Linked DNA regions of Homo sapiens: region 1 is linked to region 2. Evidence: chromatin contacts called from ENCODE Hi-C or POLR2A ChIA-PET data. All regions are on one chromosome and are shown on one strand. Each heading gives the region's core, a stretch centred on a gene start or an enhancer-like site at or near the end of the contact. The rest is flanking DNA. Distances are from core to core; before and after follow the strand shown. Region 1 holds the start of LOC102723855 (a long non-coding RNA gene). Region 2 overlaps SURF6 (surfeit 6).

Region 1 (6,889 bases), core at 1,642-4,141, 160 kb after region 2:
ATGGGACCCCCCATGGCTGGAAGGTGACTGGGCCTTGCACACCCAGCTGGGGTAAGAGGGAGGGGCCTGGAGTCCAGCTTGGGGGCAGGATCTGGAGGGGGCTGGGTGGAGCATCCCTGGCGGTGGTTTGCTGGTCCAGGGCGCTGGGGCTTAAATGATCTGGTCCAGACTCTGCCCTGTTGCGGGGGAGGGCTGGGGCCTGGCACTTGGAAGCTGTTTCCCAGGTCTCCACGGGGGCTGCCATAGGGGCCTCTGCCAATCTCCGGGGCTTCTCAGGAGCCACTGGTCCGCTAAGCCTCACTTTTCTCATCTGTAGGATGGATGCCACCTGTGCCCACCTCACCGCTGCCGTGCAGGGGGAGGGCAGCTGGCCGCGTTGATGCAGTTTGACAAAGGTCCCTCCAGACCAGTCTGACAGCTTCCCAGTTCCCCGGAAACGGGCCAAGCTGCATTCCAGGCCTGGCACCAGGGCCGAGGTCTCCGAGGGGACAGTAGGGCTGCCGTGTCTTGGGAAGGTGGGAGGCGGGGAGCAGATGCCGGGAATACTCATCCCACTCTGGGGGTCTTCTTCACCCCTGTTTTATGGAGGAGAAGACTGAAGCTCAGAGCTGCTGCCCAGGGTCACTTCTAGGTCACCTCATGCCCCCTGCTTTGGCCTATGCAACCCACATCAGGCCTTCCTGAGGGAGCAGACCAGAGGGACAGCAGAGGGTGGGCAGGTGGGGCCTTCCCCGAGGAGGTCCTGCCCCTTGCCTCCTCCTTCCCACAGATGGGCTGCCCAGGGCCCCCAGGGGAGAAGGTCTCTGGCACCCAGCTGTCCGGTGTCCCCAACGTCCCCAGAGATGTCCCTGGTGATGACCCTGAAGACTCGGACCTGGTGCCTTCCGTGACCCTGGCGCCTTCCGTGACCCTGGCTGCAGCCCTTGTCCTGCTGTTCCTCCTGCTCTCGGCCTGGCTGGTGTGGGACGGACCTTGCCAAAGCTGCTGCTAATGTGGGCTCCAGGAAAGTGTTGGGGGCCTGGGCCTGGCACGGAGTTAGGGGAGGCACAGCGGGGCCTCCCAGCGACACCCTGGGCTGCACTCCATTCCACCCTTTCCCAAAGCAGCCCCAACGGGACCCCAAGACTCCCCAGCGGGGCCCCTGGGTGGCACCGGACTCTGCCATTGCAGGCAGGGGGCGTGCTCCTGGGGACGGCCCCGGATGTTGGGCTGAGAGCCTCGCGCAGCCCCGGCGCTCAGGCAGATCGGGCTCAAATCCACTTCCTCTCCAGGCTGGCTGCAGGACCTTGGCCCCGTCTGAATCTTTGCAAGGCCCTTTTGGGTATCGCAGTTAAAGCCAAGTGACCCCTAGGTACTGGTGAAATGAGCGGGTGAGTTGGAAGATGGGGGTTCTAGTCCAGGCTCTGCCCGTGCTGGGCTGTGACATGGGCAGGTGCCTTTTCCCACCTGGATCCTGGTTTCCCTGGTCATCCAATGGGGCTCACAATACCCCACTTCTGGGCCCTGTTGGGAAGGCAGGTGCCGTGGGAGGCTGGGGCTGGGCCAGGCGGGTGCCCTGGTCTTTGCTGCCACCTGGTGGCTACAGATAGAATCGCATCGTCTGCTGCATGGTGCCCTCTGGGTAGTCCAGGCCAGGGCTGAGGAGCTGAAGGCTTTTTATGTTTTGGTGCAGAACATTTTGAGATTGTGGATGTGGATAAGCACAAATCCTGTTACCCAGAGAGAACAGATTTTTAACATTTTCTATTTATCTTCTTTCCCCATCTCCATATCTATAATCTCCTTAACAAAATCATAGGGCGGAGGTAAGTTGTGAGCCGGGCTCTAGAGTCAGAGAATGCTGCCTGTGGCCCTGGCCCAGGGCCCTGATGCTCTTTTGTGCCGCAACAGCTCCCTCCCTGACCTCGACATAGGAAGCAGGGAAGCATTTTTAGGGCTGGGAGGAGTGTGGGAGACCTTCGGGCTGGAAGGTCTCCTGGAGGCTCCAAGACCCCCCACCGCCGTCTCTCACGGAACAAGTACTTGTCAAGATTTCTACTGTGGGCCGGGTGCGGTGGCTCAAGCCTGTAATCCCAGCACTTTGGGAGGCCGAGGCAGGTGGATCATCTGAGGTCAGGAGTTCGAGACCAGCCTGACCAACATGGAGAAACCCCGTCTCTACTAAAAATACAAAATTAGTTGGGCATGGTGGCGGCCACCTGAAGTCCCAGCTACTCAGGAGGCTGAAGCAGGAGAATTGCTTGAACCCAGGAGGCAGAAGTTGCGGTGAGCCGAGATTGAGCCATTGCACTCCAGCCTGAGCAAAAGAGTGAAACTCCGTCTCAAAAAAAAAAAGAAAAAAAAAATTTCTACTGTGAGCCAGCCCCTGCGGGGAAACAGGGTAAACAGGATCCCTGACGGAGCTGGGGTATGACCAGGAATGGGAAGGCTGGACTCACTGCAGCATGCTGGGGCTGGGCTGGGTAAGTAGGGCCTGCAGGAAGGGGCAGATGAGCTCTAGGGTGTAGGAGGAGTAGGCCAGGGCCGGGGTCCCCAGGGAGGCTGTTCCAGGCAGAGGAACAGACTATGGGGAGTTCAGAAGTCACTCTGTGTTCTTCTGCACCAGCTACTGCTCCCCTCAGGGAACTGGAGGCCTCTGGAGCCTCCGAGAAGCAGCCACCGAGAAGGGGCAAGTGAGCGGCAAGGCCGTGGTTCCACATTCCCAAACCACGCTTTGTCCTTCCTGGGGTCCCCGTAGGTGGGGCTCTTCTCCCTCCTCCAGCTTTCTGAAGCCAAAGTACACACCTCGGTGTCCATGATGGGGCAGCCGGGGGGCTGTACGCTTCCTCTGTCTCTGTCTCTGGGCAGACCATAGTCCAGCGTGCTGCCCCTACTGCCCTGGAAAAGCCGAGCCGGGAAGCGAGCGGTGGCTTTAGAGGCGTCGTGCAGAGGGGGAGACGGAGGTAGAGCCTGGAGGTTTGGGGCACCTCCTGAAGCAGTGGGGTGGCCTTTCAGGTGGGGGGACTGAGAGAGCAAAGGCCTACAGGCTAGACCGGGGCCTCCCTGAGCTGTCATAAGCAGGACAGGACGTGGGGGCGCGCCACGGAGCCGCCTCCCTCCCCTGCCCATCCTGCCTGCTACAGGAAGGGCACACCCGGAGAAAGGAGGGAGGCCGGTTCCTGGCAGAGCAATGTTGAGGCTGATCCTCCCTGCTTCCCCCCACAAGCCTCTCTGTGAGCCTCCTCCCTGTCCCGCACACCCACCTGGGGGATGCCGCAGATTCTCAGAATCAGGCTCTACATGGCCCCAAGCAGCACATGGCCTGGCGGAGGCAGCAAGCATGGCCGCCGGAGCCTCTGGCCTTCTGCCCAGGGAGCAGGGGCCCCTTGGGGGCTGTTCTCTCTGCTCCCTCTGTCATGTCCCCTCTCTGTTGGTGGAGGAGAGTGGCTGCAGGCAGGCGCCTGACTCCCCCAGCTCCACACGGCTCCAGCTTTCTCTGCCTCTCCGTGTTCACCCCTCAACGCATCTTGTCAAATGGAGACCTCGAAGGCTGGGTGCAGTGGCTCAGGCCTGTAATCCCAGCACTTTGGGAGGCCGAGGCAGGTGGATTGCTTGAGGACAGGAGTTCGAGACCAGCCTGGGCAACATGGCTAAACCCCGTCTCTACAAACAATTTAAAAATTAGCTCGGTGTGGTGGCACACGCCTGTAATCCCAGCTACTCAGGAGGCTAAGGCAGGAGAATCGCTTGAACTCAGGAGGTGGAGGTTGCAGTGAGCTGAGATCACGCCACTGCACTCCAGCCTGGGTGACAGAGCAAGACTTTGTCTCAAAAAAAAAAAAAAAGAAGAAGAAGTAAAAATGGAGACCCTGAGACCCAGCTTCTGAGGTCGGGGGGTGGAGTTAGTAACTCACAGTACGGGCTGGTAGAGTCTGCCAGGGTGGTCTGGGCTGGGCTGTTGGGGATTTCAAACCCACGTCCCTCTTCGCATCCCGTCAGAGGCTGCCCGAGGCAGAGGCAGAACCTGCGGCTTCTTCCTCCCAAGTGCTGAGATCAGGTCCGAAAGTTCCAGTCATTCGCACTCCTAGAAGTGGCTTCCAGCCTTGGCCCAGGAGCCATCAGGACCAGGGACGAGGGCTGCAGGGAAGCCCAGGTACGCAGGCCGAGGAGCCCATGTCTGCCCCAGAGCAGGGCAGCAGGAGGATGGCCTCTGGCCCTTGCCACCCTGGGCCTCAGCCCTGCCTGCAGGCCCAGTGCTAACGAGAAACGCAGGCCGACCAGGGCAGTGTATGCCTGCTCTGTGCGTTTGTATTTCTGACCAGCGCCCATGAGAAGGCTGTGTGGTTTCCAATGCATTTCCAGGGGCCAACTCATTCCACCCGCCTAGCTCTGGTGGCTCCTGCAGGCCAAGCCCTCGCAGAGAGGGCCTGGGGTGAGAGCAGGCATCTCCGTGCAGCTTGGCCAGGAAGGAATCGCATCCGCAAGGAAAATATTGTTCTGTATAATTCAGTGGCCCGTTTTATAAACATTGTGGTTCTACCTTGGGGTTTTTCCCGCCTTGTCTCCTACCTCCCCTCCCCACCTTCCAGGGGCTGCTGGGCAGCCAGATGCCTGAGGTTAGGAAAGTATGTGCTTTTGCCGGGCTAGACAGTGCAAAGGGTGACAGGGTGGGCCTGGGGACGGGGCTCAGCCAGCCAGAGAGAGTTCTGGGGTGGGGTTGGCAGGACTGCAGCTCAAGCTGGTTTGCAAAGAGGTGTGAGAGCAGGCAGCCCGCCAGAGCGTGTGTGCGTGTGTGTGTGTCTCTGTGTAGGGATGTGCCTATGTGTGTTTGCCTGTGTGTGTGCCCGTGTGTGTGCATGTGTATATATGTGTGTTTATGTGTACATGGGTTCTGTGTGTTTGGATGTGTGTCTTTAACCAGGAAGCTGGGTATGGAGTGACACTGGCATCCTTTCTACCAGCCTGGATGTGGGCTGGTGGGTGTCTGCAAGGCCAGGTTAAAGTGGCCCATAGAGGGGCAAGGCAAGCTCCCCCCTCGGGGAAGAGGCTGCTCTGTGCCATTGTTGAGAGAGCGGGCATGGGGACAGATGGACTCCAATCCAGCCTGTATTTCCAGCACTCCCTAGTTGAGTGGCTTTGGGAAAGTCACTCTTCCTCCAGGTCAGTCACCGGGGGCTGTGGGGCTATACTGCCACCTCCATTCCTTTCTGCTTCCTTCTGAAAGGACCCTAATTTTGCTTGGGGATGGCAATGAGCCTTCCCTGCGGCCAGGTGGCCACGTGTCGGTGCAGAGGCCACGAGGGCTAGACAGGAGGGTCTGGGGCAGCTCTTCCTGATTAGAGAGGTAAAGTCTCACTGGAAAACGTTTTGGGTCCTGCCCTCTTTTTCCTGCCTGGAATCCCGTCGCGTGGCCGGGGGAGGCAGCTGCTCACTGGCAACCATGAGGGTGAGACCCAGTCTTGAGGCTGAGACCGAGGCAGGAGGGTGGGACCCACGCTACGCTGCTGGGGAAGGAAGCAGGCAGGGGCTCTCAGGCAGTGTCTGGAGGCTGGATGTCCATGTGGAGTGATGGGGTTGGCTTCTGTTTGCTGCAGCCTCATGCACTCCTGCTGGACACCCGGTGTCACTCTCTCTTCATCTGGGGATTGAGGGACCTGGAGGCTGGAAGGGGCTGGCTCATGGGTGTGCTCTGGATCTAGGCACCCTCCTCACTGCCACACCCTGAGGGGCACTGGGGAATCGTCCTCAGAGGCGTGCAGGGGTGCTGTCGGGACAGTCGGGCCCTACTGCTTCAAGGCTGCAGGAGGAGGATGGGGAGGATCTGGAGGGGGAGGAGGAGCTGGAGAAGGAGAAGCAGGGAGAAGAAGGAGGAGGAGGAGAGGGAGGAGGGGGGGAAGGTGAGGAAGAGGAGCTGGAGGAGGAAGAGGGGAAGGAGGTGCTGGAGGAGGAGGGGAGGGGGAGAAGGAGGAGTTGGAGGAGGATGGAAAGGAGGAGAGGGAGGAGGAAAAGGTGGAGGAGGGAGGAGGAGGAGTTGGGGGAGGAGGATGGAAAGTAGGAGAGGGAGGAGCAAAAGGTGGAGGAGGGAGGAGGAGGAGTTGGGGGAGGAGGAAAGGGAGGAGGACAGTGAGAAGGAGAAGCTGGAGGGGGAGGAGGAAAAGCTGGAGGATGAGGGGGAGGAGGAGTTGGAGGAGGAGGGGGAAGGAGGAGCTAGAGGGAGAGGAGGGGGAGGAGGAGGGGAGGAGGAACTGGAGGAGGACTTGGAGGAGGAGGGAGGGAGGAGGACAGCCTGGGTGGGAAGTTGCACTTGGCCCAGCTCCCAGAGAGGTGGGTGGCTTTAGGTCATGCGTTCATCTGAGACCTAGTACAACCTAGGACCCTGGGGCCCTGTGCCGGTCACTGTGCCTCTTCCAGCCTCGGTATCCTCTGGAAGGTGAGAATGAAAAACACCCAATGACACTCAGACTGGACAGGAGCAGGTACGCAGACAGCAGATGGCCAGGTGCACAGAGGTGTCGCCTGACTTCCTCACCGGGACGGCATGGGGTGGGGCTCCTCCTGCAGGCGAAGCCCGCCCGGGACTGGGCTCTGGTGGGTTCTCTCTCTTTTCCTTCAACCAAAGACCTGGCTGGACACCCCCCATCTGACACTCCGGGGGCTTTCAAGGGGCTTCAGGCAACCCACATGCATTCTGGGCATCCCATTTAGGGGGATGAAGAAGGAATTGGATAAGGCAAGGGTGGGGCTGGCCCGTCTCCTCTGCTGGTGCATCAGCCCCTCCTAGGGACACCACTGTCCTTGACCCCTCTGCAGGCCAATCAGCCCTCCTTGGGAAGCCGCCGTCCTTGCCCGCTCTGCTCCTGGGGTCCCACCCAAGCTTCAATCCTCGCTGTGTGGTCTTCCCTCCGTGAGC
Region 2 (6,752 bases), core at 2,440-4,939:
GAGAACTCTTTTAAAGGTTGAGGGGACTAAAGATATTATTTAAGGGTATGAACAGTAAGTAGCAACTAGACCCAAAAAAAATCAAGCCTTCCTAAAAACCAGAAGAGCTACATTTTTTAAGAGCAAATGCAGATTAAGTAATGACTATATGTAGTAAATGTGAAATAAAACAATTTCAAAAAGAACAAAGTTGGAAGACTCATGCTACCCGATTTCAACACTTACTATAGAGCTGCAGTGATTAAGACGGTGTGGCGCTGGCGAAAGGTTCAGGGGAACAGAACACACAGTTTAGAAATAGACCTACACAGATTTATGGCCAATTGATTTCAGATGAAGGTACAAGGGCAATTCTACGAAGACAGTCTTTTCAGCAACTGGTCCTGGAACACTGGACATCTTTATGCAAAAACGAACCTTCAAAATGGTTATGCCATTTTATTTATTTATTTATTTACTATTTTTTGAGATGGAGTCTTGCTCTGTCTTCCAGGCTGGAGTGCAGTGGCGACAGCTCGGCTCACTGCAACCTCCGTTTCCCAGGTTCAAGTGATTCTCCTGTCTCAGCCTCCCAAGTAGCTGGGATTACAGGCACCTGCCACCACGCCCGGCTAATTTTTATATTTTTAGTAGAGATGGATTTCACCATCTTGGTCGGGCTGGTCTTGAACTCCTGAGCTCAAGTGATCCACCTGCCTCGGCCTCCCAAAGTGCTGGGATTACAGGAGTGAGGCACCACGCCCGGCCACAAGTCCTTTATTATACTGTATGTTTTACAAATATTTTCTCCCACTGTGAGCCTTTTTATCTGTTTTCCTAATTTTTAATTTTTGATGAAGTGCAATAATTGACAGAATGAATAGATAGAAAATTGGCACCAGGTGCAGTGGCTCACGCCTGTAATCCCAGCACTTTGGGAGGCCGAGGAAGGCAGATCACCTGAGGTCGGGAGTTCGAGACCAGCCTGACCAACATGGAGAAACCCCATCTCTATTAAAAATACAAAATTAGCCGGGCATGGTGGCGCATGCCTGTAATCTCAGCTACTCAGGAGGCTGACAGGAGAACTGCTTGAACCCAGGAGACAGAGGTTGCAGTGAGCCAAGACCGCGCCATTGCACTCCAGCCTGGGCAACAAGAGCAAAACTCTGTCTCAAGAAAAAAAAAAGAAAGAAAGAAAGAAAAAAGAAAAGAAAATTGGCAAGGATACAGAACTTGAACTCCACTGGACCTGACATTAAAACACTTGACTCAACAAGAGCAGAAAACATTCTTCTCGAGCACACACAGAACATTTACCAGGAGAGACCACAGTCTGGGCTATGAAACAAACCCTGTTAACTTCAAAAAGATTCAAGTGGTTTTTTGTTGTTTTTTGATACACGGTCTCACTCTGTTGCCCAGGCTGGAGTGCAGTGGCAGGAACATGGCTCACTGCAGCCTCAACCTCCTGGGCTCAAGTGATCCTCCCACCTCAGCTTTCTGAGTAGCTGGGACTATAGGCATAGGCGTGGGCAACCGCCCCAGGGTGATTTTTTAAATTTTTTTGTAGAGACAGGGTCTCGCTGCATTGCCCAGGCTGACCTCAATCTCCTGGGCTCAAATGATCCTCCTGCCTCAGCCTCCCAGTATCGGGATTACAGGTGTGAGCCACCACGCCCCAGCCAAGGACTCAAGTTATACAAAGTATGTTCTCTGACCACAATGAAATTCAACTAGAAATCAGTAACAGAAAGATCTCTGGTAAATTCCCAAATATTTGGAAACTAAATGACATACCTTTAAATAACTCATTAGCCAAAGAATAAATCAAAGGGAAATTAGCAAGTATTTTGAACTGAATGAAAACACAACATATGAAAATTCGTCAGGTATCACAAAAGCAGACTGAACTTTTTAGACCTTACAAATGCATGACTGTCCCCCTTGCCTCTGATCTTCTGCCTGGGGTCTGCCTTTCCCCAATCTTTGTTCACTATACTGAATCCTACATGACACAGTCAACCTATGAAGAAATCCAGAGATAGACTCTCTAAAATAAATGGATTTGGGAATAGCAGCTTATCTGGAATACTGCAACCGTTGAGGATGGTCTTGCAGTGAGTCCTGTTATTGGTCTGTTTGTAGAAATGTCTTGTGGTAAGTCCTGTTGCAGGAATGTGTGCGTGAGGGCTGCTTCATCACCTCCAACTGTTTTAGTTTGACATAAGTGACTCCATTTTGGTACCGGCAACGTTCACAACTTTCCATGTGACTTCAGCACCCTGCACCCCGATCCTTTCCCTGGCCACTTTGCAGGACCACTACCTATGAGACTATGGGTTCCTTGAGAGCTAGGGCTGGGTCTCATTCGCTCCTGAAACTTTCACCCAGCAGAGTGATGGCCCACGCCATGCATGACATGCGTTGCTCAATGACTGCATCCACTCAGCCAGTATGCCAGTCCCCACTGAGCCTCACTCTCAACCTCCCTGGCTGGCATAGGTTCCTTGTGCAGACATCCAGTGGCAGTAAAATATTGCTGGGTTCTCAGCTTCCCCCACCTGCAGCCCTCACTGGCCCACCCAGTTGTCCTGTCTCTGCTCAGGACGAGACCCCCCCCCGCCTCTTCAGTCTCTGTAGCCAGGTGATGGCAGTGGCCTTTTCCAGACCCTCACTGGCCCCTTAGTTCACTATGATGACTTCACCTCTTGGGAACCCATGGGGATGTCTTTCCCTCCAATACATCTACATTTGCCTGACCCAGAATGTAGTTTCAAGATGGGTCCATGCCTGGCTCCAAATCCCCTTATCAGAGTAAGGAAATACCTTAATTCCTAGTTTGCTAAAAACTCGTTATAAATGGCTGTCGCGTCATTTACTGTGTTCCTGTTCTGCAACCATTGAGATGGTCACGTGGGTTTTGCTCCTTTAATCTATTGATATGAATTACACTCTTGATTCTCTGGCATTGAAACTGCTTTGCAATTCTGAATTAAATCCAGTGTGGCACTTTGCTAAACTTGGTTTATTATTGTCTAAAATCTTGACATTGGTATTTGTAGGGACCAGCCCCACAGGGTCCGTGGGTCTCTCCCTCCCTGTGTGCAGCAATGAGAGAGTGTAGAAATACACACACAAGACAAAGAGATAAAAGAAAAGGCAGCTGGGCCCGGGAGACCACTACTACCAATGCTCGGAGACCGGTAGTGGCCCCGAATGTCTGGCTGCATTGTTATTTATTGGATACAAAGCAAAAGGGGCAGGGTAAAGAGTGTGAGTCATCTCCAATGATAGGTAAGGTCACGTGGATCACGTGTCCACTGGACAGGGTGCCCTTCCCTGCCTGGCAGCCGAGGCAGAGAGAGAGAGGAGACAGAGAGAAAGACAGCTTATGCCATTACTTCTGCATATCAGAGACTTTTAGTACTTTCACTAATTTACTACTGCTATCTAGAAGGCAGAGCCAGGTGTACAGGATGGAACATGAAGGCGGACTAGGAGCGTGACCACTGAAGCACAGCATCACAGGGAGACGGTTAGGCCTCCAGATAACTGCGGGCAGGCCTGCCGGATGTCAGGCCCTCCACAAGAGGTGGAAGAGCAGAGTCTTCTCTAAACTCCTCCAGGGAAAGGGACACTCCCTTTCCCGGTCTGCTAAGTAGCGGGTGTTGTTCCTTGATACTTTTTGCTACTGCTAGACCATGGTCCACCTGGCAACGGGCGTCTTCCCAGACGCTGGCGTCACCGCTAGACCAAGGAGCCCTCTGGTGGCCCTGTCCGGGCATAACAGAAGGCTCGCACTCTTGTCTTCTGGTCACACCTATGTCCCCTCAGCTCCTATCTCTGTATGGCCTGGTTTTTCCTAGGCTATGATTATAGAGCGAGGATTATTATAATATTGGAATAAAAGGTAATTGCTACAAACTAATGATTAATGATATTCATATGTAATCATATCTAAGATCTATATCTGCTGTAACTATTCTTGTTTTATATTTTATTATACTGGAACAGCTCGTGTCCTCTGTCTCTTGCCTCGGCGCCTGGGTGGCTTGCCGCCCACAGGTATTTGGTAACTTCCCTTTCTCTTACCTAGTTTTGGTATCAAAGCTAAGTTCACGAATGAAGTGTTCTCTCAATTGATTCTGTTAGAATTTGTCTACGTCTGGAATTACCTGTTCTCTATATCGTGGAACTTCCCTGTAAAACCGTCTAGGGGAACATTCTTAACTACTGACTCAATTTCATCAGTGATTACAACTCAGGCTTTCTATTACTTTTAGTCAGTTTTGGAGATTTTTCTTCCATTTACTTTGAGTTGTTCCAACTTAAGCTGCATGCTTATTTTTCTTTAGCTTTAAAAATACAGACATACAGCGTATGTGTGTATAAATGGCACTATTTATCTGTAGATGCACATACATTTAGGGGCTATGTTTTTTTGTGCTGCTTTAGCTCTGTTCCACAAATCTTAAATTTTTTCTTTTTGAGACAGTCTTGCTCTGTCACCCAGGCTGGAGTGCAGCGGCTCGATCTTGGCTCACTGCAGCCTCTACCTCCTGGGTTCAAGTGATTCTCCCGCCTCAGCCTCCCAAGCAGCTGGGACTACAGGTTTGCACCACCACACCCAGCTAATTTTTTATTTTTAATAGAGATGGGGTTTTATCATGTTGTCCAGGCTAGCCTTGAACTCCTGATCTCAAGTGATCCACCCGCCTCCCAAAGAGCTGGGATTGACAGCATGAGCCACCATGCCAGGCCCTGTTCCACAAATTTTAATACGTAGCATTTTCATTATCCTTTAGTCCCAAATATTTCTAATAGCCATTCGGAATTCTTTAACTCATAGGTAATTTATAAGTGTGTTTTAAAAATTCCAAATATGAAATGCCACTGCACTCCAGCCTGAGTGACAGAGCAAGACTCTATCTAAAAAACAAAAAAAAATAGCTCAAATTTTTTTTAATGACATTGGGATACGGTCAGATAACGACACTGATTCCTTGAAATATCTTAAGACTTCTTTTCTGGACAAAGTAGGTGGTCAGTTTCCATCCATGTTCCATATATGCATGGAAAGAGTATGTATTCTTTTCAGATACTGTTGTGTCTGTCTCTCAGCTCAAGCTCATGCTCACCTCACATCCTATCTTTCACAGGGCTTTTTCATCAGTTGCCTCTGTCTGGTAACAGTCACACCAGCTCCTGTTCAGTTACAGTCTTTGTCTCATAACCGGAGAGTTTCATCAAAAGAATTTTATTTACAGCTTTATCATCCATATGCCACTAAAATTCACCTGTTTTCTTTCAACCTGCACTCATTTTGATTGCCTGGAACTCTGGATTTAATTCTTCCATCCCACTTTGTATCTTGCATTCACTTCACTCTCTCTCCAGCTTTTATTCTTTCTTTCTCTTTCCCTAGGTCCAATGCACTTGACCCAACTCACATGCGTGGACTCCGGGAAGGTACTGCTCCCTCCCTCCAAATTCTGAGCAGTAAAATGCCGCCCCGGGGCACTGGGGAACAGAAAGGAATGAGACCCCAACAGGCAGAAGCCAAGAGAGCGGGGAGGAGCCATGGCGTTCTGCCCCAGGATGCACCACGCCTGGACGTGCTCCCCCGACTCCCAGTGCCAGGTGCCCATATGCCACACCTCAGGGTTGTCCTCTGTTCGGGTGAGCTGCGGACTAACGTGGCCCGGCAGCAGAGGCCACCGTCTTCTGTCCCGTGGCTCCTGCGAACACAGGCAGTGGGGAACAGGCAGTGACTGCCCACCCCCACCGTTCCTCCTCCCTGACCCTGCAAACCTCGGGGAAGCTTTCAGGCCCGGGAAAGCAGACCAGGCCCCAGTCTCCCTCACCCTTTCCCTGGGTCTGAAGGTCCCGGATCCTGCGTTCAAGGATGACGCTGAAACTCTCTCTTTCTCACATGGGATCTGTGATCTGGGCCCTCACAACTCAGCAGAGCACCACTGTGTCCCCCTCACATGGAGAGGCCGAGGTCTGTGGAGATCCTGGGACAGAGCCAGCGTCAAGGACTCAGAGGGTGTCCTGGAGTCTCCTAGGACGGAAGACGGCGGCCCCAGGTGGGAAAGACTCAGACCAGGCCTGCGCGCTCCAGGTCCTGCGGCAGGATGCGGCCCTTCTTGCGGGCTCTGAGCAGGCGGCGCTCGGCGCGGGCCGCCTTCTTCCTGCGCAGGTTCTGCCGCCGCCGGTCCTGGCGCTGCTGCATCTTCTCCACCACGCCGGCCGTGCGCTTCTCCCACCGGCGCTGCCGCTGCGCCCTGCGCTTCTCCTTGCGCTTCAGGGCCTCCTGCAGCAGGCGTTCGTCGTCACGGATCTTCACGCCCTCCGCCTTGTAGAGGAGGTTGGTCCACTTCATCTTCGCCTCCAGCTCCTGCGCCTTCCCCTCATCCTGGCCGCGCAGCTCGTCCAGCCGGCTCTGCCGTGCCTGCAGGCGCTCCAGCAGCTGCCGGTAGTTCCTCCCGGTCAGCGGCGTGAGGTTCCCCTTCACCCTCTGCCTCTTCTCTTTTCTGCGCTGCGCCTTGCTGGCCGGCTCGTCTTCGCTCACCTCCACCTGGGAGGAAGGTATGACATCAGCTCATGCCAGCCCTGCACTAGGCCCCAGCCTTGGCCAGTACCCTAAGGGACCTGCGAGGTCCCCGTCACCACCTTACAGACATGATGGGGTTCGGAGAGAGATCATGAAGCTAACAAGGGGCAACGCTGAGGCCTGAAGCCGACCCAGCCCGCCCAAGGACCCAGCT

The links. Hi-C counts contacts between places; a loop is a spot of excess contacts on that map. ChIA-PET counts read pairs that join two places held with the same protein, here RNA polymerase II (POLR2A). Pooled maps may share reads with other maps.
Region 1: a loop to region 2 is called in a map of heart right ventricle, with 2.8 times the contacts of the local background. The contact joins two enhancer-like sites. A Hi-C loop is called at or near these places in 8 of 168 maps with a recorded cell type or tissue (CD4-positive, alpha-beta T cell, CD8-positive, alpha-beta T cell, HCT116 and 5 more), 11 of 37 single-sample maps with no recorded cell type and 19 of 50 pooled maps. POLR2A ChIA-PET finds 5 or more read pairs at or near these places in 4 of 52 experiments (activated CD8-positive, alpha-beta T cell, activated CD8-positive, alpha-beta memory T cell, activated T-cell and 1 more).

What each region holds. Positions count from the first base shown.
Region 1 is chr9:133,484,922-133,491,810 of GRCh38, forward strand. It overlaps LOC102723855 (a long non-coding RNA gene), which reads left to right and starts at 6,790. Exons shown (of 3, transcript XR_428608.4): 1 at 6,790-6,889. RefSeq lists enhancers at 478-993, 994-1,508. Within about 2 kb of position 2,892, at least 4 of the 41 ENCODE cell types and tissues checked have a DNase peak (open chromatin) inside an H3K27ac peak, as active enhancers do.
Region 2 is chr9:133,325,787-133,332,538 of GRCh38, forward strand. It overlaps SURF6 (surfeit 6), which reads right to left. Exons shown (of 5, transcript NM_006753.6): 5 at 2,990-6,562. The coding sequence ends at 6,083. Among named protein-coding and RNA genes, the nearest start is that of SURF6, 7.0 kb to the right of the region's middle. Within about 2 kb of position 3,690, at least 4 of the 41 ENCODE cell types and tissues checked have a DNase peak (open chromatin) inside an H3K27ac peak, as active enhancers do.